Regions from separate parts of the Homo sapiens genome. Here region 1 is linked to region 2. Evidence: chromatin loops called from intact Hi-C (ENCODE). Cell type or tissue: PC-3. All regions are shown on one strand. Links, peaks and the distances in the headings refer to the core of each region. The heading gives the core; the rest is flanking DNA.

Region 1 (15,494 bases), core at 3,785-11,784, 140 kb before region 2:
AGGGATCGCTAACATTTATTGAGCACCTACTGGGTGCATGAGTTCTTCATTTGCATTATCTCATTGGATTTTCACAAAACCCAGGATAATGGGGACAGTAGTTATCCCATTTTACCAGTGAAGAAACTGACACCCTGAGATGGGGATTTGTGTGATCTTGGCTCACTGCAACCTCTGCCTCCCAGGTTCAAGCAATTCTCCTGCCTCAGCCTCCCAAGTAGCTGGGATTACAGGCGCCCACCACCACGCCTAGCTAATTTTTGTATTTTTAGTAGAAACGGGGTTTCACCATGTTGGGCAGGCTGATCTCAAACTCCTGACCTCAAGTGATCCACCCACCTTGGCCTCCCAAAGGTGCTGGGATTACAGGCGTGAGCCACCATGCCAGGCTAACAGTGATTCTTTTTTTTTTTTTTTTTTTTTGAGATGGAGTCTCGCTCTTTCACCCAGGCTGGAGTGCAGTGACGCAATCTTGGCTCACTGCAACCTCTGCCTCCCAGGTTCAAGTGATTCTCCTGCCTCAGCCTCCTGAGTAGCTGGGATTACAGGTTTACAGGTTCGTGCCACCATGCCCGGCTAATTTTCGTATTTTGAGTAGAGAGGGAGTTTCACCGTGTTGGCCAAGCTGGTCTCGAACTCCTGACCTCAAGTGATCCACCCACCTTGGCTTCCCAAAGTGCTGGGATTACAGGCGTGAGCCACAGCACCCAGCCCCAACAGTGATTCTTAAAGTGTGGTCCCTGGACCAGCAGCAGCACTTGGGAACTTGTTAGAAATACCAGTTCTCAGGCCCTACCCCAGACCTACTGAATCAGAAACTCTGGGGGTAGGGCCCAGAATCTGTATTTTAATAAGTCCCTCCCTGCCTGCACCACCAAGTGGATTCTGATGCTCACTCTAGTCTGAGACCTGCTGCTGTAAAAGATAAAGTGACTACCAGACTCTCCCATCCCGGCAGAGGAACAGAGGACAACAGGGTGATTGTGTTCTTCCTGAGCACCATGCCTGGGCCAGGCACTAGAGATGCTGCAGGAGCCCCATAGTCTTAGAGGATGGGGAGGGGAGGGGAAGAACAGACCAGCAGCCAGGGAATTGCAATATAAGATGATGAAACCTGAGGTGGGGCAAGCCCAGGAGCCCATAGTGGGGTGGGAAGGGTCAGAGAATGCTTTCCAGAGAGTGGAAAAGTAAGTTGGAATTAGGTGAAGACAGGTGAGCACAGTGATCCAGGTGCAGGGACTCATTTGTACAAAGGCCAGGCTGAGCCACCTGGGGATAGTTTAGGTTGGGAGGTGGGAAGGGTATAAAATCCCTGCCCTCAGAGCGAAGGAAGACGCTGTAGTGAGTGCTGAGGGTAAAGCCTCTGCCTTCCAGGTGGAGTAAATGCTGGAGAAGATGGAAATTGGGGTGTGAAGAGAGACCCAGGAGGTGCCAGGCCTCCCCACTTCCTTCAATCCAGGAGCTTTTGCTCTCAAGACATTTGCTCAACCCCCAGCCATGTCAGTGAGCAGTGGGCAGGTACGTGGTTGCGAGGTCGGGGCTGCCGGGTCCAAGCGCAGCTCCTTCCTAGGCTAGGTGAGAGATGGAGCTGGGGGAGCAGCCCCCTCCGCCCCCGGCTGGAGAGGTTCCTGCTCTGTGTCCCTGGCTGGGTTGCTTTTGCCTTCCTTGTTTCCTTCTCCTGAGGATGTGGCCAGAACTGTGCACAGCCACTGGGGGCCTCTCCTCCCAGCCAATGGAAACAATTCCTGGATGTTATCAGGGACCCTCAGGCTGGAGGGCAGGAGACTTCTGTTGCCATCCGCAGCTCCTGCTAAAGGTACCTTTTGTGCCAGATGAGGAGTGACCCGGCTTGTCTAGATTGCAACTGTGCGGTTCCCGACTCCCGGAAAGACGTCAGTTTAGCAGCCTTTTTGGAATTTGTTTGTAATTTCTAGCCTGGAGAGGAATCCTGAAAGATCATTAACCAATGTAGGAAGTGGAGCTTTCTGTGGCCTAAAAATCCCTTCAGGATTTCCCAACTGCCCCATGGGTTTGATCCTCAACAAAGGGACCTCCTATTCTTTTTCTTCTTGGGGTGTACCTTCTGCCCCCACCCGCCCTCCATCTGGCATGTGGACCATGTCTTAAGCTTTGCAACTCCAAGAGGATCTGGCACAGTGCCCTCCACTTAGATATTCAGAAATATTGTTTACAGAATATCAGTTTATGCTGGGCCTTGAACTATATATAGATGGGGTAAATATAGGAGGCAATAGGCAGTCTAAGTGGGTGGAAGTGGTGAGTGAAGGCATGGGTATTGAAGACAAAGCGAATGCAAGGAGATAACCTTGAATATGGGGCAAAACCATGGGCACTGGGGAGCTATCAATGATTATTGAGCAGGAGAGTGATACGGTATTGCTAGTCACTAGACTAGGCCCTTTGTATAAGTTGTACACACCATCTGCTTTCACCGTCCTGCCCCTTCTCTGCTTGGACAGTTCTTCCCTCCCTCTGTCCACATTGTTGATGCCAACTCATTTTTCAGATTCCAGATCCATTGTTACTGTCTTCAGTGGCAGACAGACTCTAAGGTGGCCCCTGCATTTCTGCCTCCTGGTGTTCATGCCTTTGTGTCATCCCTTTCACTGAAGTGTGGGTAGGACCTGTGACTTGCTTTTAACCAATAGAATATGGCAAAGGTAATGGAATATCACTCCTGTGATTATGTTACATTTTATAATATTCTGCTTTGGCCAGGTGTGGTGGCTCACGCCTGTAATCCTAGCATTTTGGGAGGCTGAGGCAGGAGGATTGCTTGAGCCCAGGAGATTGAGACCAGCCTGGGCAACATAGTGAGACCCTGACTCTACAAAAAATAAAAAAAAATTAGCTGAGTGTGGTAGCACGTGCCTGTAGTCTCAGCTACTTGGCGGACTGAGGTGGGAGGATTGCTTGAGAGCAGGAGGTTGAGGCTGCAGTGAACTGTGATTCTGTGATCATGCCACTGTACTCCAGCTTGGGCAACTGAGTAAGACCCTGTCTCCAAGAAGAAGGAAGTTGCATTTTACAATGACCATTTAGAAATGAATCCATAAAAAAAAATCAGATCAGCACTTTATCAGAGTAAAATTTGACAGAAGAAAGCCCTATGATATTTATGTTATCATGGTTCCTGTCTACATTTTAATCCTTTTTTACAATTTTATTTATTTTTTTAAAGATAGAGACTCTGTTGCCCAGACTGGACTGCAGTGGTGCGATCTCAGCTCACTGTGACCTTTGCCTCCTGGGTTGAAGTGATTCTCCTGCCTCAGCCTCCTGAGTAGCTGGGATTACAAGCGTGTGCCACATGCCTGGCTAATTTTTTGTGTTTTTAGTGGAGACAGGGTTTCACCATGTTGGCCAGGCTGGTCTCAAACTCCTGGCCTCATGTGATCCACCCGCCCCAGCCTCCCAAAGTGCTGGGATTACAGATGTGAGCCACTGCACCTGGCCTTAATCCTAAAATTAATAATTTCAGGATTAAAATGTACACAGGCACCATGATAATAACATTTAAGGATCGACTTTCCTCTGTGCAGTGAGAAACAGACCCCCAAGACCAGTGTGAAAGTAATGAAAAATTAATTTTAACATGAAAAATTTTCATCCAGTTTTAGAAAAATACTTAGAAAACAACCTGACCTTCTAAAACATGAAATTTATTTGGGGTTTTTCTATGATTATAACGAACTAGGCATAATTGTGTCTTAGAATTGAGTAGAGTCTTAGAATTGAGTAGAAAAATAACGTACTAATTCTCTTGATAAATTTTAAAATACTAATTCTGTTAAAATCTTGATTGTGAAAGAACCTAGACAACTCGCACTGAAAAAAATACCAACACAGATAATATACACATTAATCACATACATATACAGTCACACAAAGAATCTAAACTGGTGATTTTAACAAGCTAGGCAAAATACCATATATACTTGAATATAAGATAATGCCAAGCCATGAGCATAAAATTGAGGCAGTCACTTTATTTTGTTTTGTTTTGTTTTGTTTGAGATGGAGTCTTGCTCTGTAGCCCAGGCTAGATAGAGTGCAGTAGAGCAATCTCGGCTCACCGCAAGCTCCACCTCCCAGGTTCACTCCATTCTCCTGCCCCAGCCTCCCGAGTAGCTGGGACTACAGGCGCCCACCACCAAGCCCGGCTAATTTTTTGTATTTTTAGTAGAGACGGAGTTTCACCGTGTTAGCCAGGATGGTCTCAATCTCCTGACTTCGTGATCTGCCCGCCTCGACCTCCCAAAGTGCTGGGACTACAGGCGTGAGCCACCGCGCCCAGCAATGACTTTATTTTGAACAAGAAAGTGGCATAAGCAACTCAGAATGTGTCGCCTAACATAAGAGCTCTTCCCTCTATGTGTATAATTCCCCACCTCAGTGTATAATTTTGGGAGAAAAAAAGTGTCTTCTATCTGGTTATCTACCATTGCACCTTGTTACAAGGCAGGCACAATATCATGTCCAGATAGAACATCTAAGGAGATACATTTTGGGAGATGAAACTCTCATTTGGACTAAAGATGAGTGCATGTACTAACACAGGGCTACTGAACCACTAGTCTTGATTGCATTAGACAAAACGAAGGTGACTTGTCTTCATTTCCACAGTTGCTTCCATGTAAAAATCAGTTTTATTGCTCCTTTCATTAAAAAATATTCTGAGCCAGGCACGGTGGCTCATGCCTGTAATCCCAAAACTTTGAGAGGCTGAGTCAGGCAGATCACTTGAGGCCAGGTGTTTGAGACCAGCCTGGCCAACATGTTGAAACCCTGTTTCTATTAGCCGGGTGTGATGATGTGCACCTGTATACAAGCTACTCAGGAGGCTGAGGCATGAGAACCACTTGAGCCTGGGAGGTGGAGATTGCAGCGAGCTGGAATCATGCCACTGCACTCCAGCCTGGGCAGCAGAGTGAGACTCTGTCTCAAAAAATAAAAATAAGATAAAAAACATTCTGATCAAATAATCTTGCAAAGGAAAGACAAGTTTACCGTATAAAAGCAAAGAGAAAAATGATTTTGTGCTCAGTTACGTTTAGGACCTTCACAAAGTACATGTTCTCAGGGAGCCCTGCTATGCTGTCTGTGCCAGAAATTTCATGTATTGTCCCTGGACATTGAAATGGTCAGCTGGCCCATTGTATGCTGTCCACACTGGGTCTCCCTGAATGGCCATATGGCCTTCACGTACTTCTTTTCATCCAGAGTGAGGTGGTGACGAATTCCTGTGGGGAGAGTTATGTCTCCTTTCTCCATGAAGATGTAGATTCACTTGTCTTCTTTATCTGTCATATCAAAAGTATCCACTGCCACCCGGGATGTAACAGATCCGATCATCCAAGTGTAAATGCTCCCCATAAAACACCTTAATCTTTTCTTCATAATTTGGTAATTTATCTTTACATATGGTTATTATGTCTATCCAGGAGTAGCTTCTCTCTCTTTGAGTCTTTTCTAATTCTGGATCATTCTCTCATTTGTCAGTGTCCAGCTTTAGTAGTGCACCCTGAGCCAGCATGGCTGTTTCTGGCCCACTGGGTGGCCAGGGGCTCGGGGTGGTGGGGCTGCCTCCAGCAGTCTGGGAACTCATCCATGTACTAGGCCTGCACCATGGCTGCAGATGCTAACAGGCAGAGTGGGGCTAGAGAGGGGAGGCTGCATGGAAGGGCTGCCACTGGGAGTGAGGGGCTGTTGTGATTAGAACTCAAGGCTCTCAGGAGCTGGACAAAAGGTAGAAACTGTTGTTATAGATGAGGAAAAGGAAACCAATTATTGAGTACACTTAAAAGTATACTTGGTCAGATGCAGTGGTTCATGTCTTTAATCCCAACACTTTGGGAGGCTGAGATGGGAGGATCGCTTGAGCCCAGGATTTCAAGGTTGCAGAGCTGTGATTACACCACTGCACACCAGCCTGAGTGACAGCGTAAGACTCTCTCTTTAAAAAAAAAAAAAAAAAAAAAAAGCACACTGGCTGTTTCCTCTGCCCAGAAGTTTCTTTCCCTAGATGCCTACCTGGCTGGCTCCCTCACTAACCTCAAGACCACACCAATGTCCATGAAGTCTACCCTGACCATGCCCAGACACCTCTCTGTGCTCTAATCTTTTCCAGTAGCCCTAACAACTTCCTTGAGTGCTAATTCACTTCTTGAGGATGTCTGGTATGTGTGTGTCTCCCTCCAAAAGAATGCAGGCCCCGTGAGGACAAGACATCTGATCTGTCTTCACTGACAGTTCCTAAGAACAGTCTGGGGCCGGGCACGGTGGCTCACGCCTGTAATCCCAACAGTTTGGGAGGCCAACACGGGTGGATCACTTGAGGCTAGGAGTTCAAGACCAGCCAGGCCAAGATGGTGAAACCCTGTCTGTACCAAAAATATAAAAATTAGCCAAGTGTGGTGGTGCATGCCTCTAATCCCAGCTCATGGGGAGGCTGAGGCAGGAGAATTGCTTGAACTGGAGGTGGAGGTTGCAGTGTGCCGAGATGGTGCTACTGCACTCCAGTGAATGAGACTCCGTCTCAAAGAAACAAACAAAAAGCATCTGGCACATAGTAGGTCTCTGATAAAGATTAGTGAGTGAATGTCCACATCTTTAAAGGTTTTGCCTGTACCTTGAAGTCTCTGTTCCTTGGGGCTGCCTCTTTGCCCAGTACTCTTGACCCTGTCCCAGGTGATATGACCTGTTGCCCAGTGTCTGCCTGATCAGTAGGGTCTTCCTAGAGTGCCAGCGTTTTGACCTCCATGTGTCCCCACTAAATTGCCAGCATGTGTGAAATACTAAATTCCAGCTGTTTTTGTTTTTGCAGGGCAAGAGGGTTAAAGAAGGAGTAGGAAGAGGGGGAGCTGATGAGAGGAGCAATGGTCAGAGTGGAGGGGGTGGAGAGAGAATACAGTCACAGATTTCCCCACCCCATCAACTTTCCAAGCAGCTCAGAGCGGCAGCAGAGCCGCGAGTGAGGGCTGCGCACCACATATCCGGAGCTGTGTGCCACGTGGCAGAAGCTGTCCCGTTGAGTCATGGGATGTACTGCTGCACTGCTCTAGAGTTTGGTGTGTAGAGTATTTTTGGTTTTTACAGTCCAGCTCTCTGTGTAATGACTTCCTTCCCGTGGCCTTGTTCATCGAGGTGTCCCTGAACGACTAGCTGAGTCACAACATTCCTTGCAGCTTAAAACACTGACCCAAGGCAGTTTCTCCATGTAGTTAGGGACTTAGAAGGCTGCCAGGGAGTGCCTAGGGAAGACAGTCTGTAGTGCTCCTGTCTCTAACAGGCACCCCTCCCCGAAAACATTTAAAAAGCAAGTGAAAATAGAGAACAAATTCCATCTGTTAAGTCACTAGGAAATGGCCTCAGCCCTGCCACAACCTGAAGAATAATTTGTCAGTGACCATGAAGTCAATTTCAAATTGAATCGGGGCACCAGGAATGAACATCCATCGTCTCAGTGTTACTGCAACGCGAAGGGTCAGAAACCCATGTGAAGAGATTGGACTGGTGGGAATATAAACTTGCTCAGCCCTTCTATAAAATAAGCCAGTAGTTCTGAGTAAAATTAAGTATGCATAGGGCTCAGTAGTGTAGCAGTCTCATGCCTGGAAATACATTTTGAAGAAAGTTTGCTCAGATCCGCAAGAAGACAAGCAGGAGGTTATTTGTTACAGTGTTAATGGCATACAGGAACTAGAGGCAAAGGAACTAGGGGATGAGTTAGTAAAATGTTGTGGATACATACCTTGGAATTCTACATGAAATAGACATAAAACAGCATGGATGGAATTTATAGTGTTAAGTGGAAGAAAACAGTAAAAGATTTAAAACACAAGGCCAGGCGTGGTGGCTCATGCCTGTAATCCCAACATTTCAGGAGGTCAAGGAGGGAGGGCTGCTTGAAGCCAGGATTTTGAGATCAACCTGGGCAACAAAGCAAGAGGCTGTCTGTACAAAAAAAATTTGTTTAATTATCTGGGTATGGTGGTGCGTGCCTGTAGTCCTAGCTACTCTGGAGGCTGAGGCAAGAGGATTGCTTGAGCCCAAGAGTTGGAAGCTGCAGTGAGCTATGATCACACTACTGTGCTCCAGTCTGGGCAGAGGAGTGAGACCCTGTCGTGCCAAAAAAAAAAAAAAAAAAAAAAAAAAAAACGGTGGGGAGAGATTTAAAACACAACCTTTTTTCAGTTTTACTGAGGTATAATTGATGTATAATAAAACACATATCTAGGCCAGGCGCAGTGGCTCACGCCTGTAATCCCAGCACTTTGGGGAGGCCGAGGCGGGCGGATCACGAGGTCAGGAGATCGAGACCATCCTGGCTAACATGGTGAAACCCCGTCTCTACTAAAAAATACAAAAAATTAGCTGGGCGTGGTGGCGGGCGCCTGTAGTCCCAGCTACTCGGGAGGCTGAGGCAGGAGAATGGCGTGAACCCGGGAGGCGAAGCTTGCAGTGAGCAGAGATGGCGCCACTGCACTCCAGCCTGGGCGACAGAGTGAGACTCCATCTCAAAAAACAAAACAAAACAAAAAAACACATATCTAAAGTGTACACTGAGTTTTGATGTGTGTACCTGTGAAATGATCACCACAATCAAGGTAATAAGTATATTAATCACACCCAGAATTATGAAGTTTCCATCACCCCCTAAATTATGAAGTAGGTCTCTATGTATTAAAATATGTTTAACAGATGTTTAGCAGCTACTGTTAAGTTTTAAAAAGGTAAACAATACATGTAATATAATACCATATTTATAATAAAAAACGTTTAGATACCCTAAAAAAATCTGGAGGAACATACAACAAACTTAATTATGTTTATTGTTGAGAATCTTTCCAGAGCTGCATGGCCTTCTTTTGCTAATGTGCAGTGCACCTCAGGAATTGCTTGTTGTCCCATATCGTGGCCTCCAGTGCCTGATGAAAGTTTAGCATGCTATAAATGGGTCATTATGACCCCCTAACTTTCAGTGACTTTATTAAAATAACCCTGTAGCTGGGTATGGTGGCTCACACTTGTAATCATACCACTTTGGGAGGCTGAAGCAGGTGGATCACTTGAGCCAGGAGTTTGAGACCAGCCTGGGCTACATAGTGAAACCCTGTCTCTACAAAAAAAAATAGAAAAATTAGTTGGGCATGGTGCTGCGTTAGTCCCAGCTACTCAGGAGGATCACTTGAACCCGGGAGGTCGAGGCCGCAGTGAGCCATGATAGTGACAGTGCACTCCAGCCTGGGTGACAGTGAGCCCCTGTCTCAAAAAAAAAAAAAAAAAAGTAACACTGAAGTCATCACAATGGATTCTAACAGAAGGGTGGCCTGACCGTAATAATGTTCTCTATCCCCACAGCAGAGAGCTGTCAGTCACTTCCTTGAATTCCCTCACCTCGAAGGCCAGTTTCTCTCCTCATCCCTGCATGCAGGAGATATTCCAGTAGGGGGTTGGTTTTCTGTGCCTGGGTACAAAATGGTGATTCCCTAACTAGTTACCATGAAATCTGTCTCTATTACCACTCTTTCTGTGTCTCATAAGTAGAGGAGTGGTGGGGGATTGTGGGGGAGGGACATGTTTGGTTTTGTGTGGCTATGGGTTTTATAGAAAGGCAGTCTTAAGATGTGTGTGTGACTTCTCTGGCTTCACACTCGTTATCAGATTCTTCCATGGTACTGTGCACAGCTATACTTCACTCATTTTCAGTGTTGTCTGTAGTGTTCTGCTGAGTGAATATATCACAATTTATTCCATCTGCTACTGATGGGCATTTGGGTTGTTTCCAACGTGGGGTTATTATAAATAATGCTGCTGTGAACATTCTTGTACATGTCTACTGCTGTATCTGGGCATGTGTTTCTCATGGGTATGTATTTTGGAGCAGAATTTCTGGGTTATGAGCTATGCCTATGCTTAACTTAAAATAATGCTACTGGGTGCGGTTGCTCACGCCTGTAATCCCAGCACTTTGGGAGACTGAGGTGGGTGGATCACAAGGTCAGGAGATCAAGACCATCCTGGCCAACAGGGTGAAACCCCGTCTCTACTAAAAATACAAAAAATTAGCAGGGCATGGCAGCATACACCTGTAGTCCCAGCTACTTGGGAGGCTGAGGCAGGAGAATTTCTTGAACCCTGGGGGTAGAGGCTGCAGTGAGCCAAGATCGCGCCACTGCGCTCAAGCTTGGGACAGAGCGAGACTGTGTCTCAAAAAAAAATAATAATGCCAAACTGTTTTCCAAAATGTTTATACAAGTGCACTCCCTTCAGCAATGTATAAGAGCTTCCCTTATACATTCACCAACAGTTGTTACTGTCAGACTTGGAATGTTTAGCCACCTGGATCTGTAGTAGTTGTTCGCTGTATTTCATTTTCATCATTAATGAGGCTAAGCACTTGCTACATGTTTATTGGCTGTTTGGATTTGTGTCTGTGTGTGTGTGTGTGTGTGTGTGTGTGTGAAGAGCCTATTTTTGCCCATTTTTCTATTGGTCTATATAGTAGTTTTTGTATATTTTGGATATAAAACTTTTGTTATGTGCATGGCAAATCTGTGGCTTGCTTCTTCACTCTCTTAGTGATGTCTCTTGTTGAACAGTTCTTAATTGTAAAAAAAAAAAGTGCAATTTATCGATCTTTCCTATGGCTAGTGCTTTTTCTGTTCTGTTTAAGAAAACTTTTTTTCTTTTTTTTTTTTTTTTTTTGAGGCGGAGTCTCGCTCTTGCCCAGGCTGGAGTGCAGTGGCACGACCTCGGCTCACTGCAAGCTCGGCCTCCTGGGTTCACGCCATTTTCCTGCCTCAGCCTCCCAAGTAGCTGGGACTACAGGCGCCCGCTACCATGCTCGGCAATTTTTTTAGTATTTTTAGTAGAGATGGGGTTTCACCATGTTAGCCAGGATGGTCTCAATCTCCTGACCTCATGATCCGTCTGCCTCGGCCTCCCAAGTGCTGGGATTACAGGCTTGAGCCACTGCGCCCGGCCAAGAAAACTTTTTCTACCTTGAGGTTATGAAGATATTATTGTATGTTATCATCTAAAATTTATTGTTTTACCTTTCATGTTTAAGTCCATATCCAAAAAAATTGGTTTGGCTGTTCATTGAATAAGTGAAGTTTAGTTGGAGCAACATATCACATATATGCACCCATTCATTCAAGATATATTTATTGAGTATCTTCTGTATGTCAGGCCATGATTATAGTTTTATTTTGTGTATTTAGGTCATAAGCAATCCACCTGCCTTAGCCTCCCAAAGTGCTGGGATTACAGGAGTGAGCTACCAGACCTGGCCAGCGTCAAATAGTTGAGTCTTGTTTGTTTGTTTTAATTTCAGTTTGTTAATTTTCCCCTTTTGCTAGAATATTTAGTCCATTCCCATTTAATATAATTACAGATATGATTTCAAACCATTTAAGTATATAATCTGGCTATTTAAAAAAATCTATTTGTCCTACCTGGCTTTTGTCCCTGTTTAATTTTTTTGTCCTTCTTTTGGAGTAGCCAAGTATTTTTTATTCCATTTTATTATCTCCATTTGATTTTTTTTCTTTCTTTCTGAGACGGAGTCTGGTTCTGTCACCAGGCTGGAGTGCAGTGGTGTGATCTCAGCTCACTGCAACCTCCGCCTCCTGGGTTGAAGCAATTCCCCTGCCTCAGCCTCCCAAGTAGCTGGGACTACAGGTGCATGCCACCACGCCCAGCTAAGTTTTTGTATTTTAGTAGAGATGGGGTTTCACCATTTTGGCCAGGATGGTCTTGATATCCTGACCCCGTGATCTGCCCACCTTGGCCTCCCAAAGTGCTGGGATTACAGGCATGAGCCGCCCGGCCCATTTGATTTATTTATTTTTTTTAAACTGCGGTAAAATCTACATAAATCTACATAAATCTAGGTATTAACTTTTTTTTTTTTTTTTTGAGATGGAGTCTCTCTCTGTTGCCCAGGCTGGAGTGCAGTGGTGCAATCTCAGCTCACTGCAACCTCTGCCTCCCAGGTTCAAGCAATTCTCATGCCTCAGCCTCCCAAGTCGCTGGGATTGCAGGTGAGCACCATCACACCTGACTAATTTTTGTATTTCTTGTAGAGATGGGGTTTCACCATGTTGGCCAGGCTGGTCTTGAACTCCTGAGTTCAAGTGATCCACCCACCCTGGCCTCCCAAAATACTGGGATTACAGGTGTGAGCCACCGTGCCCGGCCCTGTATTAACCATTTTTAAGTGAACAGTTCACTAGTGTTAACTTCATTCACATTGTTGTGCAACCAATCTCCAGAACTCTTTTCATCTTGGAAAACCAAAACTCTATACTCATAAAACAATAACTTCCAATTCTCCCTTCCCCCCAGCCCCTGGCAACCACCACTTTACTTTCTGTCTCTATGAATTTGACTATAGTAGGTATTTTACATAAGTGGAGTCATACAATATTTGCCTTTTTCTAACTGGTTTACTTAACCAGTTAGAAAAATGTCCTCAAGTTTCATCTATGTTGTAGCATGTCAGAATTTAATTCCTTTTAAAGATTAAATAATCTTTCATATGTATATACCATATTTTTCCCATTTATCTGTTAATAGATGCTTGAGTTGTTTCTACCTTTTGATTATTGTGAATAATGCTGCTATAAACATGGGGGTACAAATATCTCAAGACTTAGCTTTGGACCTGGGAGTGATGTATGGTGAATTATACACCACACAATGATGTTTTGCATATACAATGGTGCAACACTGTACGTGCAGTCAGTGATGAACTGCATGTACAGTGGTGGTCCCATAAGATGGTAATGGAGACTAAAAACTCCTGTCACCTAGTGGCCTTATAGCCATCATAACATCAGAGTGCAACACGTTAGTCACAGGTTTGTGGTGCTTCTCATGTAAAGAAACCTGTGTTGCCAGTTGTCTAAAAGTACAGCACATACAATTATGTACAGTACATGATACAGGTAATACAAATAACTTGATACTTGTAATAAATGACTATGTTACTGGTTCATGTGTTTACTATTTATCATTATTTTAGAGTGTACTCCTTCTACTTATAAAAAATAACTGTAAAATAGTCTCAGGCAGGTCTTTCAGGAGGGATTCCAGAAGAAGGCATTTTCATCATAGGAGTTGACAGCTCCATGCATATTATTGCTTCTGAAGAGCTTCCAGTGGGACAAGATATGAAGGTAGAAGACAGTGATATTGATGATGCTGACCCTGTGTAGGCCAAGGCTAATACGTCTTTTTACAATAAAGCTTAAAAAGTTAAAAAAAAGTTAATAGAAAAAAGCTTATAGTTGGGAACCCAAGGCGGGTGGATCACTTGAGGTCAGGGGTTTGAGACCAGCCTGGCCAACATTGTGAAACACTGTCTCTACTAAAAATACAAAAATTAGCCAGGCATGGTGGCACACACCTGTAATTCCAGCTACTCGGGAGGCTGAGGCAGGAGAATTGTTTGAACCCGGGAGGTGGACGTTACAGTGAGCTGAGATCACTCCACTGCACTCCAGCCTGGGCGTTGGAATGAGACCCTGTTTCAAAAAAAGAAAAAAAGGAAAAAGAAAAAAAGCTTACAGAACAAAAATATGAAGAAAGAAAATGTACAGCTGTACAGTGGGTTTGTGTTTTAAGTTCAGTGTTATTTCCCAACTACTTGGGGAGCTGAGATGGGAGGATTGCTTGAGCCTGGGAGGTTGAGGCTGCAGTGAGCTGAGATTGTACCACTGCACTCCAGCCCAGGTGACATAGCGAGATGGTCTCAAGAAAAAAAAAAAGCTAAGTGTTATTACAAAACAGTCAAAAAGTTAAAAATATTTAAAAGTACAATAAGCTAAAAAAGTTAAAGTAAGCTAAAGATAATTATTAAAGAAAATCTTTTTTTACCTATTTATTTTCCTTTCCTTTTTTTTTTTTTAAGAGATGGGCTCTCCATCTGTCACCCAGGCTAGTGTGCAGTGCCATGATCGTAGGTCACTGCAGCCTCAAACTCCTGGGCTCAAGTGATTCTCCAACCTTAGCCTCCTGAGTAGCTGAGACTATGGGCATGTGCCACTACACCCAGCTAATTTTTACATTTTTTTGTAGAGATGGGGGGTCTCACTGTATTGCCCAGTTTGTCTCAAACTCCTGCCCTCAAGCAATCCTCCCACCACGGCCTTCCGAAGTGTTGGGATTACAGGTATGAGCCACTGTGCCTAGCCAAATAAAAGCATTTAAAAACTAAATTTAGTGTAAGTATGGCCGGGCATAGTGGTTCACTCCTGTAATTCCAGCACTATGGAAGACCGAGGCAGGCAGATCACTTGAGGCCAGGAGTCTGAGACCAGTCTGGGCAACATATTGAGACGCTGTCTCTACTAAAAATATAAAAAATTAGCTTGGCATGGTGGTGCACACCTGTGATCCCAGCTCCTAGGGAGACTGAGGCACGAGAATTGCTTAAACCCAGGAGGCAGAGGTTGCAGTGAGCCGAGATGGCGCCATTGCACTCCAGCCTCAGCAACAGAGCGAGACTCTGTCTCAAGAAAAAAAATTTAGCAGTAAGTGTATAGTGTGTATACAGTCTACAGTGGCATACAGTAATTTACTAGGTCTGCACATTCCCTCACAACTCCCTCACTGACTCACCCAGAGCAACTTCCAGTCCTGCAAGCTCCATTCATAAGTGCCCTGTACAAGTGTACCATTTTAAAATATTTTATACCCTACTTTTACTGTACCTTTTCTATGTTTAGATATGTTTAGATACACAGATGTATACCACCGTGTTATAACTGCCTACAATATTCAGTACTGTAACATGCTGTACAGGTTTGTAACCGAGGAGCAATAGGTTATACCATATAGCCTCAGTATGGTAGGCTTTACCGTCTAAGTTGTGTAAGTACACTGCATGATGTTTGCACAATGAAGCAATAACCTAATCACACATTTCTCAGAACATATCCCTGTCATTAAGCAATGTGTGACTGTACTTCTACTCACATTTTATTGACCAAAGAAAGTCACATGGCTATTCACAAATCCAAGCTATTGTAAGGAAGTACAATCCTATCATGTGCCTACAGAGGTCTTATGGAGAGCATCCCAGTTTTTGTCCCCTTTTTTGCTGGGAAAAAAACAGCTTTCAGGCCAGGCATGGTGGCTCATGCCTGTAATCCCAGCACTTTGGGAGGCCAAGGCTGGTGGATTGCCTGAGGTCAGGAGTTCGAGACCAGCCTGGCCAACATGGCAAAACCCCATCTCTACTAAAAATACAAAAGTTAGCCAGGCGTGGTGGTGCACGCCTGTAATCCCAGCTACTTGAGATGTTGAGGCAGGAGAATCACTTGAACCTGGGAGGCAGAGGTTGCAGTGAGCCAAGACCATGTCATTGCACTCCAGCCTGGGTGACAGAGCAAGACACAGTCTCAAAACAAAACAACAAAAAAAAAACAACTTTTTTTTTTATTGCCACTTAAAAAAGGCCT
Region 2 (15,347 bases), core at 7,348-15,347:
AGGAATCGCAGAAAAAGAAAAGGGACAGAAAGAATATTTAAAGAAATAATGATAGAAAATTTCCCAAATCTGATGAAAGACATGAATCTACACATCCAAAAAGCTCAATAAAATCCAAGCAGGATGAACTCAGATCCACACCAAGACATGTTATATTAGGATTGTCAAAACCTGAAGACAGGATTTTGAAAGCAGCAAGAGAGAAGCAACTCGTCACACAGAATTTTTGACAAGATTAACAGCCGATTCCTCATCAAAAATCTTGGAAGCCCAAAGGCAGTGAGATGACATATCTAAAGTCGTGAAAAAAAGAAAAAAAAAAAACCTCTAAACCAAGATTTCTGTATATGGCAAAACTATTCTTCAAAAATGAAAGAGAAATCCAGACATTTCCAAATAAAATTGAAGGAGATCATTATTAGTAGACATGCCCTACCAGAAATGCTAAAGGGAGTCCTTCATGCTGAAATGAAAGGATACTGAACAGAAACTTGAAGCCATAAGAAAAAATAGGCCAGGTGCCGTGGCTCACACCTGTAATCCCAGCACTTTGGGAGGCCGAGGCGGGTGGATCACGAGGTCAGGAGTTTGAGACCAGCCTGGCCAACATGGTGAAAACCCATCTCTACAAAAAATACAAAACTTAGCTGGGCCTGGTGGTGCTAATCCCAGCTACTTGGGAGGCTGAGGCAGGAGAATCGCTTGAACCTGGGAGGCAGAGCTTGCAGTGAGCCGAGATCGCACCACTGTACTCCAGCCTGGGTGGGGCAGAGCAAGACTCCATCACAAAAAAAAAAAAAAAAAAAAAGAGCACTAGTTAAGATAACTTTAGAGGTAAATATAAGAGCCAGTACTATTGTACTTTTGGTTTATAACTTTTTCTCTTTGTGCTTTATAATTTAAAAGACAAATTCATTAAAAAATTATAAATCTATATTAATGGGCATAGAATGTAAGATGTAATCTGTCTAAATAGTAAAACTAACAAATTAGTGCATTGTAAAAACAGAATCAAAACAGTACATTGTGAACAATCAAATAAATACAAAAGGAGGTAGTAATGGAATTGAGGAATCAAAAACATATAAGACATATTAAAAACAAATAGCCAAATGGCAGAAGTAAATCCTTGATCTGTAATCACATTAAATGTAAAGGGATTAAGCTCTTCTATTAAAAACAAAGATTGGCAGATTGGAGTTAAACAAATAGTGTTTATATGCTGTCTTAAGAGACTCATGTTAGATATAAGGACACAAGGAGGTTGAAAGTAAAAGGATAGAAAAAGATACACCTAGAAAATAGTAACCATATGACAGCTGAGGTGGCTATATTATCACCAGACAAAATAATCTGTTTTTTCTGGAGAAAAAAAATATATATATTTTAAATATATACAATTATATATAAAATATATTTAAAATATATACAATTATATATAAAATATATATTTTAAATATATACAATTATATATAAAATATATATGTATTTTAAATATATACAATTATATATAAAATATATATGTATTTTAAATATATACAATTATATATAAAATATATATGTATTTTAAATATATACAATTATATATAAAATATATGTATAACATGTTATATATATATAATTTAGAATTAGCCAGCAAGACTCAGCCAAGATGATCCCAGTTTTGTTGGCAACCTCAGAAGCATTGTAATCAGGAGCCAGTTGAACATACGCCTTCTTCTCTCCATCAGCCCTGATCAATGTGTTGACTTTGACCACATCAGTGTCATAGAGCTGCTTCACAGCCTGACCTGGTACTTTTTGGCTTTTAACATCCACAGTGAACACAGGTGTATTGTTGTCTTCTATCTAATTCACATCAGACTCAGTGGTCACTGGTTATTGGGAACTTGATGATGGCATAGTGGTCAAGCTTATTTCTCCTGGTAGTGCTCTTCTGAGGATATTGAGGCTGTCTTCAGAGTCATAATGTCTTGGGCCACAGGAAGGTGGGTGATGTGTGAATCTTTTTTTTTTTTTTCTTGGTGGCTGTGTGGATGCCTTTCAGCACTGCCTTCTTGGCCTTCAAAGCCTTCACTTTGGGATCAGCTTTAGGAGAGTCAAGAGCTTCCTTCTTCACCTCCAGTGTCCTCTTTTGAAAAAGGCACACAAAATAAATGTTAAATCAAGAAAGGTTACAAGAGACAAGGATATTATATTGATAAAATATTTATATATATAAATATATATATTTTTATATATATTATATATAATATATATTATATATAATATTTATATAATATATAATATATAATATATATTTATAATATATAATATATATTTATAATATATAAATATATATTATATATAAATATATTATATATAATATATATATTTATATAAATATATATTATATATAATATATAATATATATAAATATATATTTATGTTATATAAATATATATATTTATAAGATATATATTTATATATGAAATAAAAATATATTTATTATAAATATATATTTATTTTTATATATTTATTTATATATATTATATATATATATACCCCTAACAGAGCTCCAAAACATATGAAACAGAAATGACAGAATTAAAGGGAGAAAGACAAAAATAGTTGGAGACTTTAATATTCCATGTCCGATAATGGATATAGAAACCAGACAGAAGATCAATCAGGAAATAGAGGATTTCAACAACACTCTAAGCAAATTAGACCAAATAGACATAAGCAGAATACCACCCAACAACAGCAGAATACACAGTCTTCTCAAATTCACATGGAATACTCTCCAGGATAAACCGTATGTTAAGCCATGAAACAAGTGTTAATACATTTTTAAAAACTGAGATTATACAGAGTACATTCCAGTTACAGTGGAATGAAACTAGACATTGAAAATAAAAAAGTGGAAATACACAAATAGGTGGAAATTAACACACTATTTAAAAACTAATGGGTCAAAGAAATCATAAGGGAAAGTAAAAAATACCTTGAGACAAATGAAAACACAGCATACCAGAACTTATGACACATAGTGAAAGCAATCCTAAGAGGTAAATCTGTAGCTGTAAATGCATACATTAAAAGAGAACTTACGCTGGGCGCAGTGGCTTATGCCTGTAATCCCCACACTTTGGGAGGCTAAGGTGGGTGGATCACCTGAGGTCAGGAGTTCGAGACCAGCCTGGCCAACATAGTGAAACCCTGTCTCTACTAAAAATACAAAAATTAGGTGGACATGGTGGCAGGCACCTGTAATCCCAGCTACTTGGGAGGCTGAGGCAGGAGAATAATTTGAACCCAGGAGGCAGAGGTTGCAGTGAACTGAGACCGCACCATTGCACTCCAGCCTGGGCAACAAGAGCGAAACTCCTTCTCAAAAAATAAAAAATCTCAGTCGAGCATGGTGGCTTGCATCTATAATCCCAGTGCTTTGGGAGGCCAAGGCAGGAGGATCACTTGAGGCCAGGAGTTTGAGACCTGCCTGGGTAACAAAGTGGGATCCTGTCTCTACAAAAAAGTAAAAAATAAGCCAGGTGTGGTGGCATGTTCCTGTAGTGCCAGCTACTCAGGTGTCTGGGGTGGGAGGATTGTTTACCAGGAGTTTGAGGTTATAGTGAGCTATACTTGCACCACTGCATTCCAGCCTGGGTGACAGCGTAAGACCCCATGTCTTAAAAAAACTTTTTTTAAGATCTCAAATCAGTAAACTAAATGTACACTTTAAAGAACTAGAAAAGAGCAAATGAAACCCAAAGTTACCAGAAGGAAGGAAATAAAGGTTAGAGCAGATATAGAGAATCAATGAAACCAAAAGTTGGTTCTTGAAAAAACAAAATTGACAAACCTTTAAATAAGAATGAAAGAGAAGACTTAAATTACTAACATCAGAAAGGAAAGAGGGGATGTTACATTTTCACATGAATATAAGATATTTTCACATGAATATGATATTATAAGAGACTACTATTAACAGTTATGTGCCAATAAATTGGGTAACCTAGATGAAATTCCTAGAAACCCGCACTCTCCCAAAATCAACTGACAAATAAATAAAAAACCAAAATATATCAATAACTGGTAAGAAGATTGTTATCAGAAACATTCCAACAGTGACAAGTCTAGGACCCCTGGTGAATTCTTCCAAATATTGAAAGAAGAATTAACACACCAGTTCTCCTCAAACTCCTCCAAAAAAATTGAAGAGGAGTAAACACTTCTTAACTCATGAGGTCACCATTACCCTGACACCAGAGCAAGACAAGGGCACTACAAGAAAAGAAATCTACAGACTAATATCTCTTATGAATATAGATACAAAAATCCCCAACAAAATAGCAAGCCAAATTCAGCAGCATACTAAAAGGATTATACCTCATGAGCAAGAGGGATCTATCCCTGCAATGCAAGGATTGCCTGGCACATGAATATCAATGTAATTCACCACATTACAAGAATAAAGAGAATAAAACACATCATCCTAATTCAAGCAGAAAGAGCATCTAACAAGTCAACTTGCTTTCATGACAATAAACACTCAGTAACTAGGAATATGACAATATGATGAAGACCATATATGAAAAGCCCACAATTAACATCATACTCAACAATGGGGAAAGACCGAAAACTTTTCCCCTGAGATCAGGAATAAAATAAAGATGCCCAGTTTTGCCACATCTATTCAAAACAGCATTGGAAGTTCTAGCCAGAGCAGTTAGGCAAAAAAAATAAATAAAAGGATCCAAGTTCGAAAGGAAGAAGTAAAATTATCTTTGTTCACAGATGACATGATCATATATGTAGAAACTTGAGGCCAGTTGTGGTAGCTCACGCCTGTAATCCCAGCACTTTGAGAGGCCAAGGCAGGTGGATCACAAGGTCAAGAGATCGAGACCACCCTGGCCAACATGATGAAACCCCGTCTCTACTAAAAATACAAAATTAGCTGGGCATGGTGGCATGTGCCTTTAGTCTCAGGGTTAGGGCTGAGGCAGGAGAATCACTTGAGCCTGGCAGGCAGAGCTTGCAGTGAGCCGAGATCATGCCACTGCACTCCAGCCTGGTGACAGAGCGAGACTCCTTCTCAAAAAAAAAAAACAAAAACAACAACAACAACAAAAAAAAAACTTGAATCCACACACACACAAAAATAGTTAAGAGCTAATAAATGAACTTGGCAAAGCTGCAGGATATAAAAACAAAAAAAATCATTTGTATTTAGCTGGGCACAGTGACATAACTGTAGTCCCACTACTTGGGAGGCTGAGGCAGGAATTCAAGGAGGCCAGCCTGGGCAACATAGTGAGACCCTATCTGTCTAAAAAAATTGGTCGTATTTTTATACACTTGCAATGAACAATCTGAAAAGAAAATTTTAAAAATGGTATCATTTACAAGGGCATCAAAAAGAAAAAGTGCTTAGGAATACATTTAACCAAGGAGGCCAAAGAAGTGTATCTTGAAAACAACAAAATGTTGCTGAAAAACATTAAAGATAACCTAAATAAATAGAAAGATATCCCATGTTCATGGATTGATATTAAGATGTAGACGTGACCCAAAGCAAACTACAGAGTCAATGTAAAATCTATCAAAAGCATAGTCGCATTTTTACAGAAATAAGAAAATCCAGGAAGACCCAACCAAAATGGCTGACTAGAGGCATTTTGTACTCGCCTCTTCCATTAAGAACAAAAATAGAGAGTAGATAATCACACTTTGAATAGATTATCCAAGACAGAACACTGGAATTCACGGAAAAGAGACAGGAAACAAAGTAAGGAAGGAAAAAGAAGCAAGGCAGCCTGTTCAGCTGGGATTGGCTGGGAACTGAGAGAGACCCCCCAGCATGGGGAAAAGGTAAGTGAGAGACCCTCAGTGGTCCACATTTCCACCATGAAAGGATTCTGCAGTTCTAGCCACGGGAGAGCTCCTCAGCCCTTGCAGTCCCTGAAACTTAACATAGGAGGTGCCAGGAGATTGTTCAATGGAACTGCTCCAGAACGGAGCTCGCACTGGGTCCCCCACACTTCCTGAGAACAAAACAGCTACAGCAAGATGCCATTTAAAGCCCACCCCCCAAAAGACTGTACACTGTCCTGGAGTCCCTGAGTGCCAGGGCTGAGGTGTAAGAGAACTGCAGACTGTTTTCCCCAGAGCTGAGGCATAAGTGACTGGGTTACTGCAGCTGGGGCTGAAGCACTACAAGGCATGTGCTCCTGTTGTTGTGGCTGAGGTACAACTATGGTGCCAGCTACCATAGCAGGGGCTGAGGCACAAGTGCCACTGGAGCTGAGTGAGGTGTGAGTGGCACATGCATTCCCCACTGGCCAGCAACCCTGTGCTCTCCAATGGAAGGTAGTAGTACAGCACTGCCACTCCCTATCCAAGCATTCTGAAGGTGGCCTAGGGATTGCCCTGCACCTGCCCACCTTGGTTGGCACCTGCACACATCATAGGGAGCCTGAAGATGAGACTGCCCAGCCTGGCTTTACACCACCACCTCCGTGGCCAGAGCACACAGTCTAGGGGCTGGGGGATTGTCCAGCCTAGTCCACCACCATTGGCACTTGAATACTCCTCTTGGGTACCTGAGGTTGGGGCTTACCCACTTGGCCACTACTACCTGTATGTACCACTTGTGGGCCTGCAGAATGGGCCGCCCAGCCTGTTGCAGCCACTGCCAACACAAGCACATATCACTTGGGACCCAGAGGGTCATTTCAACACTGTCACTGCCATCTCCCATGCCACGCCAGCTGCCCAGGGGCCTGAGAACCTGATCACATGCCTGGGAACTGCTGCCACTACTGACATCTGAGTAAGCCACCCGAAAGCCCAAGAATCAGCCTGCTTGAACCCACTAACACTGGTGCCATTGTATGCTCCTCTGAGGTCCAAAGACAGGCATGCTCTGTCCACTGCTGCTACCACTGGTGCCTGGAGAATGGCCCACCTGGCATTCCAGTCCTTAGCAAAATTTTACCATAGCTTCCACTAGTAACTACTCAGCCACTGAGGAAATCACAGATACCACTGATGCTATTTATAGCCAAAGAAATCATACAGAGACTACACTACTGCACATACCAAGAATCAAAGCCAAAGTGTCCTACCCAAACAACACCATAGATACGTCTAGGAAAAAGTCCTCCCTTACAAATGCAAATGCAAAAAATTAGAAGAAACAACTGTTACACCAGATGTGCAGATATCAACATAAGGACACAAACATGAAAAAGCAAGGAAATATGACACCTCAGAAGGAACACAATAAATTTCCTGCAATAGATTCCAATAAAAAATAAACTCACAAAATCCCAGAAAAAGAATTCAAATTATTGAGTGTAAGGAAGCTCAATGAGATGTAAGAGAATGTGAAAAAGAAAAACAATTTGGGAAATGAATGATAATTTTATCAAAGAGATATATGTCATAAAAAAGCAAATGCTGGAATAGAAGACTTCATGAAACAAAGTACAGAATACAATTGAAAGCTTCAACAATATATTAGATCAAGCAGAAAAAAAAGTCTTAGAGCTAGAACACAGGTCTTTTGACATAACTCAGAAATAAAAAAGAATAAAAAATGAGCAAAGCCTTTGTGACATATGGGACACAATAAAGCAACTACATATCTAAATTATTGGGATCCCAGAGGGTTAAGAGAAAATGAAAGAGTGAGAAAACCTATTTAATGAAATAATATTAATAGGTGAAAACTTCCCAAATCTCACAAGAGATTTAGACATCTAGATATAGGAGGCCCTGATAGCCTCTAAATGGATACAGTGCAAAAAGGTATTCTCTATGGCACATTATAGTCAGACTCTCTAAAGTCAGATAATTCTAAGGACAGCAAGAGAAATGTGTGTAAGCAACTATAAAGGAAGCCCCATCAGACTAACAGTGGATTTCAGCAGAAACCTTACAGATCAGGAGAAAATGAGATAATATGTTGACAGGGCTGAAGGGGAAAAAAAGTAAGCCAAGGATACTATGTCTAGCAAAATTATCCTTCATAAATGAAGGAGAAATAAAGTATTTCCAAGACAGGCAAAAGCTGAGAGAATTGATCACCACTAGACTGGCCCTACAAGAAATGCTCACAAGAGTCCTAAACATGGAAGTGAAAACATGACATTTAACACTATGTAAAACACACAAAAGTATAAAACTCACTGGCAAAGCAAACACACAGATGAGGAAAAGACTCAAATGCTACCACTACAGAAAACTACCAGAGTACAATGCCAAACAAAAGAAAAAGGAAAAAAATATATAAAACAACTAGAAAACAACAGTATAACAATAACAAAACCTCACATATCAATAATCCTTGGCTGGGCATGGTGGCTCATGCCTGTAATTCCAGCACTTTGGGAGGTCAAGGTGGGCAGATCACCTGAGGTCAGGAGCTTGAGACCAGCCTGGCCAACATGGTGAAACCCTATCTCTAAAAATACAAAATTAGCCAGGCATGGTGGCACATGCCTGTAATCCTAGCTACTCAGGAGGCTGAGGCAGGAGAATTGCTTGAACCCAGGAAGCAGAGGTTGCAGTGAGCCGAGATTGCACCCCTGTGCTTCCACCTGGGCTACAAGATTGCACCCCTGTGCTTCCGCCTGGGCTACAAGAGCGAAACTCTGTCTCAAAAAATTATAATGCAAGGATGGTTTAACATACACCATTCAGTTAATGCAATACATCACATCAACAGAATGAAGAGCAAAAATCGTGTGGTCATCTCAATAAACAGAAAAAGCATTTGATAAAATTCAACATTGCTTCATGATAAAAAAAAAACACTCAGAAAACTGCATAGAAAGAAGATAGTAAAGGCCATAAATAAACCCACAGCTAGCATCATACTGAATGGGGAAAAGCTGAAAATCCTTCTTCTGAAAACTGGAACATGACAAGGATGCCCACTTTCACCGCTCCTATTCAGCATAGTACTGGAAGTTCTAGCCAGAGAAATCAGGCAAGAGAAAGAAAAGGCATCCAAATTGGAAAAGAGAAAAATTGTCCCTTTTTGCAGATGACATGATCTGATACTTAGAAAAACCAAAAATGCTCCACCAAAACTCTTAAAGCTGGTAAGCAAATTCAGCACAGTGGCAGGATATAAAGTTAACGTACAAAAATCAGAGTTTCTATACACCAATAATAAAATAGCTGAAAAAGAAATCAAGAAGGTAATCTGATTTACAATAGCTACCAAAAATAAAAAAAGATACTTACGAATAAATTTAATCAAGGAAGTGAAAGATCTCTGCAAGGAAAACTGTAAAACACTGATGAAAGAAACTGAAGAGGACACAAATGGAAAGACATCCCAAGCTTATGGATTGGAAAAATTAATATTAAAATGGCCACACTGTCCAAAGCAATCTACAGATTCAATGCAATTGCTATCAAAATACCAATGTGATTTTTTCACAGGAGTAGAAAAAAACCCTAAAATTTGTACAGAACCACGAAAGAGCTAAAATAGTCAAAGCAATCCTAAGCAAAAAGAACAAAGCTGTAGGCATCACATTACCTGACTTCAAAATATATCACAAGGCTATAGTAACCAAAACAACATGGTATTGGTATAAAAATAGACCCACAGACCAAAGGAAAAGAAAATAGAACCCAGAAATAAAGCCACATATTTACAGCCAGCTGATTTTCAACAAAGGTGCCAAGAACATGCAATGAGGAAAGGACACCCTCTTCAATAAATGATGCTGGGAAAATTAGATATCCATAAGCAAAAGAATAAAACTGGACCTGTATCTCTCACCATATACAAAAGTTAAGACAGATTAAAGATTTAAATATAAGACCTTGAATTATGAAACTACTAGAAGAAAACAGTGCAGAACACTTCAGGACATTGGTCTGAGCAACGATTTTATGGCTAAGACCTCAAAAACACAACTAAAACAAAAATAGACAAAGGGAACTATATTAAAAATCTTCTGCATAGCAAAGGAAATAATCAGCACAGAGACAATATGTTGAGTGGGAGAAAATATTTGCAAAACTATTCATCCAACAAAGGACTAATATCTAGAATATATAAGGAATTCAACAAAAAATCATATTAAAAAGTGGGCAAAAGGTGGGGCACAGAGGCTAACACCTATAATCCCAACACTTTGGGAGGCCGAGGTAGGTGGATCACTTGAGCCCAGGAGTTTGAGACCAGCCTGGGCAACATGGTGAAACCCCATCTCTACAAAAATTAGTCGGGTGTAGTGGCACATACCTGTAGTCCCAGCTACTCAGGAGGCTGAAGTGGGGGGATCAGTTGAGCCCAGGAGGTTGAGACTGCAGTGAGCCGTGGTTGTGCCACTGCATTCCAGAGCCTGGGTTACAGAGCGAGATCCTGTGTCCAAAAAAAAAAAAAAAAGGTGGGGGTGGGTGGGGGGACAAAAGACATGAATAGACAATTCACAAAAGAAGACATACACATGGCCAATAGGTATATTAAAGAACACTCAACATCACAAATCAAAAGGGAAATACAAATCAAAACCACAATGAGATGTCATTTTATCCCAGTTAGAATGGCTATTATTAAAAAGACAAAAAATAATAGAACTGGAGGTCATTATGTTCATTGGAATATCCCAGGCACAGAAAGACAAATACACGTTCTTACTCATATGTGGCAGCTAAAAATCTTGATTTCATGGAGATAGAGAATAGAATGATAGATAGCACAGGTTGGGAAGGGTGTGAGAGTAGAAGGGGGAAATGAAAAGAGGTTGGTAAATGGGTATAGACTTATAGTAGATAGAAGAAACAAAGTCTAATGTTAAATAGCAGACTAGTGTGACTATGGTTAGCAACAACATATTGTATATTTCAAAGTAGCTAGAATAGAGGACTTGAAATATTACCAACACACAGAAATAATAAATACTAAGGTGATGGATACCCTAAATATGCTGACTTGATCATTACACATTCTGTGCATGTAAAAAATATTCACATGTACCCCATAAATATGTAAACTATCAATTATAAAAGAATAATCCATCCTAAAGTTTATATAGAATCTCAGGGGACCCCAAATAGACAAACTGAGAAAAAACAAAGTTGAAGGAGTCACACTCACTTGATTTCAAATTGTACTACAAAGCTACAGTAATCAAAACAGTGTGGTACTGGCATAAGGAGAGACATACAAAACCAATGGAATAAAATAAAAAGCCCAGAAATCCCCACGTAATGGTCAATTGATTTTTGACAGGGGTGCAAAGACCATTCAATGGGAAAAGACAGTCTTTTCACCAAAAGGTGCTGGGAAACTGGATATATACATGCAAAAGTATGAAATTATACTCTTACCTTGTACTATATACAGAAATTTACTTAAAATAGATCAAAGAACTAAAAAAAGCTAAAGCTATAAAATACTTAGAAGAAAATAGAATCCTTCCAGATTTTTGATTAGGCAATTATTACTTTTTTTTTTTTTTTTTTTTTTTTGAGACAGGTTCTTGCTCTGTTGCTGGAGTGCAGTGGTACAATCAAACCTACTGCAGTTTCAAACTCCTGGGCTCAAGCAGTCATCCCACCTTAGCCTCCTGAGTAGCTAGGATTACAAGTGTGCACACCTGGCTAATTTTATTATTACTATTTTGTGTGTGGGTGTGTGTGTAGACAGGATCTTGCTATGTTGCCCAGGCTGGTCTTGAACTCCTGACTTCAAGCATTCCTCCCCAACCTCCCAAAGTGCTGAGATTACAGGTGCAAGCCACCCCATCTGGCCAGGCAATGATTTCTTATGTATGACACTCAAAGCATAGGCAACAAAAGAAAATAATAATTTGGATTACGTCAAAATCTAAAACTTTTGTGTTTCAAAGAACACTGTTAAAAGAATGAAAGAACCCACAGAATGGGAGAAAAGAGCTGAAAATCATACATCTGATAAGAGATTTATATTCAGAATATGTATAGAACTCCTAAAACTGAACAACAAAACCAATTCAAAAACGGGCAAATGATTTAGACATTTCTCATAGGAAAATATACAAATGGCCAATAAGTACATGAAAAGACGAACCTTTGGCATTAGGGAAATGCAAATCAAAACCACAGCGTGATACCACTTCACACTTAAGATGGCTGTTACAAACACACACCCAGAGAAAACAACGTGTTGGGAGGATGTGGAGAAACTGGATCCCTTGTGCATTGCTGGTGGGAATATAAAATGGTACAGCTCCTTGGGAAACGACTTTGTGGTTCTTCAAGAAGGTGAATATAGAATATTACCATGTGATCCAGCAATTTCACTCCTAGGTATACGCCCCAAGGACTGAAAACAGGGACTCACATATGCATGTACATCAGTGTTCTTAGTGGCATTATTCACAGTAGCCAAAAGGCGGAAACAAGTACTTACCACCAGATAAATAAAGAAAATGTGTGTGTACATACAGTAAGATATTATTCAGCCAAAAAAGGAATAAAATTCTGATATATCCTACAACATGGATGGACCTTGAAAACATTTTTGCTAAGTGAGATGTCAAGACACAAAAAGACAAATATTGTACCATTCAACTTACATGAGGTATCTAAAATAGGCAAAGGCATAGCGATAGAAGGTAAAATAGAGGTTACCAGGGCCTAAGGGGTGGAGGACATGGGGAGTTGTTGTTTAATGGATATATAATTTCTGTTTAGGATGATGAAAAATTGCTGGAAATAGAGTGATGGTTTTATAACATTGTAAATGTACTTAATGCTACTGAATTGTACACTTAAAATTGTCGTAATGGTGAATTTTATGTTATTTATATTTTACCATGGTTTTTTTCTTAAAGTCAACATGGAAATGTGATGAGTGGATTTGAATGACAAGCATTGGCTCCCCTCAGCTACTAAATCCAACACAAAGTGACATGTTGCTGTCCTTTGTGGGACAGAGCAGGAATGGCAGGGGGTGGCCATTGCCATTGGCATTGTTCTCTTCTGTCTGAGACAGGTAACTGTGGGTACAGGAAGGGCCAATCTGTTTATCTGTACCTGGTTTCTCATGGCTTTCTCAGCCAGCTGCAATTAAGGACCATTTCTTTATGAATCACAGATGATGAACCTCTCTGATATCAGCCTTACTTTGACTTTGATGTTAGGGTTGCAAGTTACAAATGAAGTGAAGACATCAGTAGAATACATATCAGAACTAGACCCAGCTGCTATTATATTGGAACAGTATGTTCTGGAGAGCCTGGAAGGAGAGGGCAGGATGAAGCATTTTAGGACAGGACTCCAGAGACGGTGGTGGCGGAAGCCTGGGGAGCTAGGGGGATTTAGTGGGCCTGGAGAGGCCAAACCACTGCTCCTGCTGCTAGGCCTAGGGTTTAGCAGGGTCTCTCAGAGAGTCTGATGGCCTTACAAGGTTGAGCCAGCATCCTGTCCTTAACCCACATTCCCTCAGGCTGGAGGGTGGGGGAGTGGGTGGCAGAAGGCCATTCATTGCTCATGGAATTAAGAGGTCCTCAAAGCCAGTGATGCCACCCTGGTATAGCAAGGACCAGGCTGCCTGGGGGGCAGGTGGTGGCAGCTGCCGTAGAGTGACAGGCATGTGTTTTCTTCTCAGAAACAGACTGAATTTGATCTGATTAATGTGAAGGACTGGCCAGTCTGGGAAACCGCCTGCCACGTGGAAGAGCCAAACCCGACTCTCTGCTGCCACATGCCGTTCCCATGCCCGGCTGCTGGGCACCTGGGAGAGCTTCCAGAATCCTCGCAGACAGCCCAGAGCCTGCCGCTACCCTCGGCCTGCCCACCACCAAGCAAGCAGCAAGCAAGATGGGGTTCTCATCAGTTCTTCCTCCCACAATGTAGGACCTTTCCTTTACCTTCCAATGGATAAAATAGTTCAGAGTTCATAGTCATATTCATAGACACAGAATCAAGCTTTTAACATATACATCCACCTCTATATGTTAAATAAAACATCAGATTATCAACACTGTCATTACGTAGAAACTTTGGTTAGCCAAGCAGTGCATTGTCAGTTACGTCATCTCTAAAAATGACCTGTGTCTGTTCTCTGGGGATTGCTGGGTCACAGGTGCCCCTCACCTTCCACAGTCAGGCAGGGAAGTTATAGGCACAAAGCTACGTCTGGAACCCCTTTGTGCCCCCTTTGTGTTCCTCAAGGAAGCAGTACCTTTGAAGAGATCTCTGCTGCATTAAGTGATGACCGGCTACGTTTCATGTCAGGCTTGCTTTGCCTTGTGGGCTACTCAGTGCAGAACCTGCTGTAACCCTCAGTTCAAAAAATGGACTGGCAATGTGATTAGCGTTGGATGCTTTACCATTCTCTTTAGTTGTTACCGTAATTCTGCTTTTTCATGGGAGTTTGAATCATGGACCATAACTTTTCAGTTATCAGATCAACTAAAGAAACATTTGTTGTTAAGCCTAATGTGCTGACCTATGTGCCTGCATTTTTTTTTTAATCTAGACATGTTTGGAGTGAGAGAAAGATGGAAAAAAGACATGGGGTAGGGACGTAAGTGGAAATCTATAGCCACAGCCTGAAGCTTTGACCACTGCGGTTTTCAGAGCCCTTTCTCCACACTCATTTCAGAGCCTCCTATGGTTTGGGAAGGAATAACACACTGGCCCATTAGTAAGGGTGAAGGCTGGAGGGATTTGTTGACTTCTTGGAATTATCAGAGGTAGGGTGGTCTTTAGCACAAAGACTTGCATGCAGAGATCCCTGGCAGAACACCCAGAGTGCCCGTGGCTCCCACCCCAGGGTCTGGCCGGTGTGCTGGATGCATGCCCAAGGGTGCTGGGCATCACTGGTCCTTGTGAGGATGCTTTTAAAGTTTTATATTTATGTCCCCAAACTTGGAAACAAGAACTCTACTTTAGCCTAACCCTCATGTCCTTTTTTGAATTGAGAAAATTACAGGAAATGGTGCCTTTGAAAATTAGAAAACTTGCTTACAGAGCTGTTCTAAATGGTAAATCCTCAATTTCCCCAAGACCGGTTGCTCTGAGAGTAGCTGGTAAAGAGGGGCGAACTAAAGACCTGTCCACCTGTAGCTCCGCTCATTTCTTAGAAACCACCTGCTTCCCAGAGTGCCAAGCCACAAGTACCAGGCTTCGTGGGCACAGACACCTCCTGGGCTGGGCAGAGTGACAGTGCTAGAAGACCCCAGAGAGAGGGCAAGGGCTTTGGGCAAGAAGCACTGGTGGTGTTTTAGGGACCGTCCTTCTCCCCTACCCAGGGAACTGGACCTGGCAGGGCACCGTGCTCATGTGGCTCCAAGGACAAGCATGGCGGTGGCCCCTTCTGCCTTCCAGGAGAGGTCTTGCTTTTG

What was found. Hi-C counts contacts between places; a loop is a spot of excess contacts. Peaks named below come from ENCODE experiments on the same cell type or tissue, not always from the same donor. Only the 100,000 strongest peaks of a DNase experiment are listed, where the experiment ranks them.
Region 1: a loop joins it to region 2, with 4 times the contacts of the local background. A loop is called at or near these places in 53 of 110 quality-filtered maps.

What each region holds. Positions count from the first base shown.
Region 1 is chr20:41,321,280-41,336,773 of GRCh38, reverse strand. It overlaps the pseudogene ADI1P1. Among named protein-coding and RNA genes, the nearest start is that of ZHX3, 11 kb to the right of the region's middle. RefSeq lists a silencer at 2,483-2,709 and an enhancer at 6,880-6,929. In PC-3, for the core only: no CTCF peak of the experiment used is centred there; a DNase peak (open chromatin) is centred at 7,083; H3K4me3 peaks cover 264 bases; H3K27ac peaks cover 1,768 bases.
Region 2 is chr20:41,183,461-41,198,807 of GRCh38, reverse strand. It overlaps ZHX3 (zinc fingers and homeoboxes 3), which reads left to right. Exons shown (of 4, transcript NM_001384317.1): 4 at 13,607-15,347. The coding sequence ends at 13,617. It also overlaps the pseudogene RPL23AP81. Among named protein-coding and RNA genes, the nearest start is that of MIR6871, 22 kb to the right of the region's middle. In PC-3, for the core only: no CTCF peak of the experiment used is centred there; no DNase peak of the experiment used is centred there.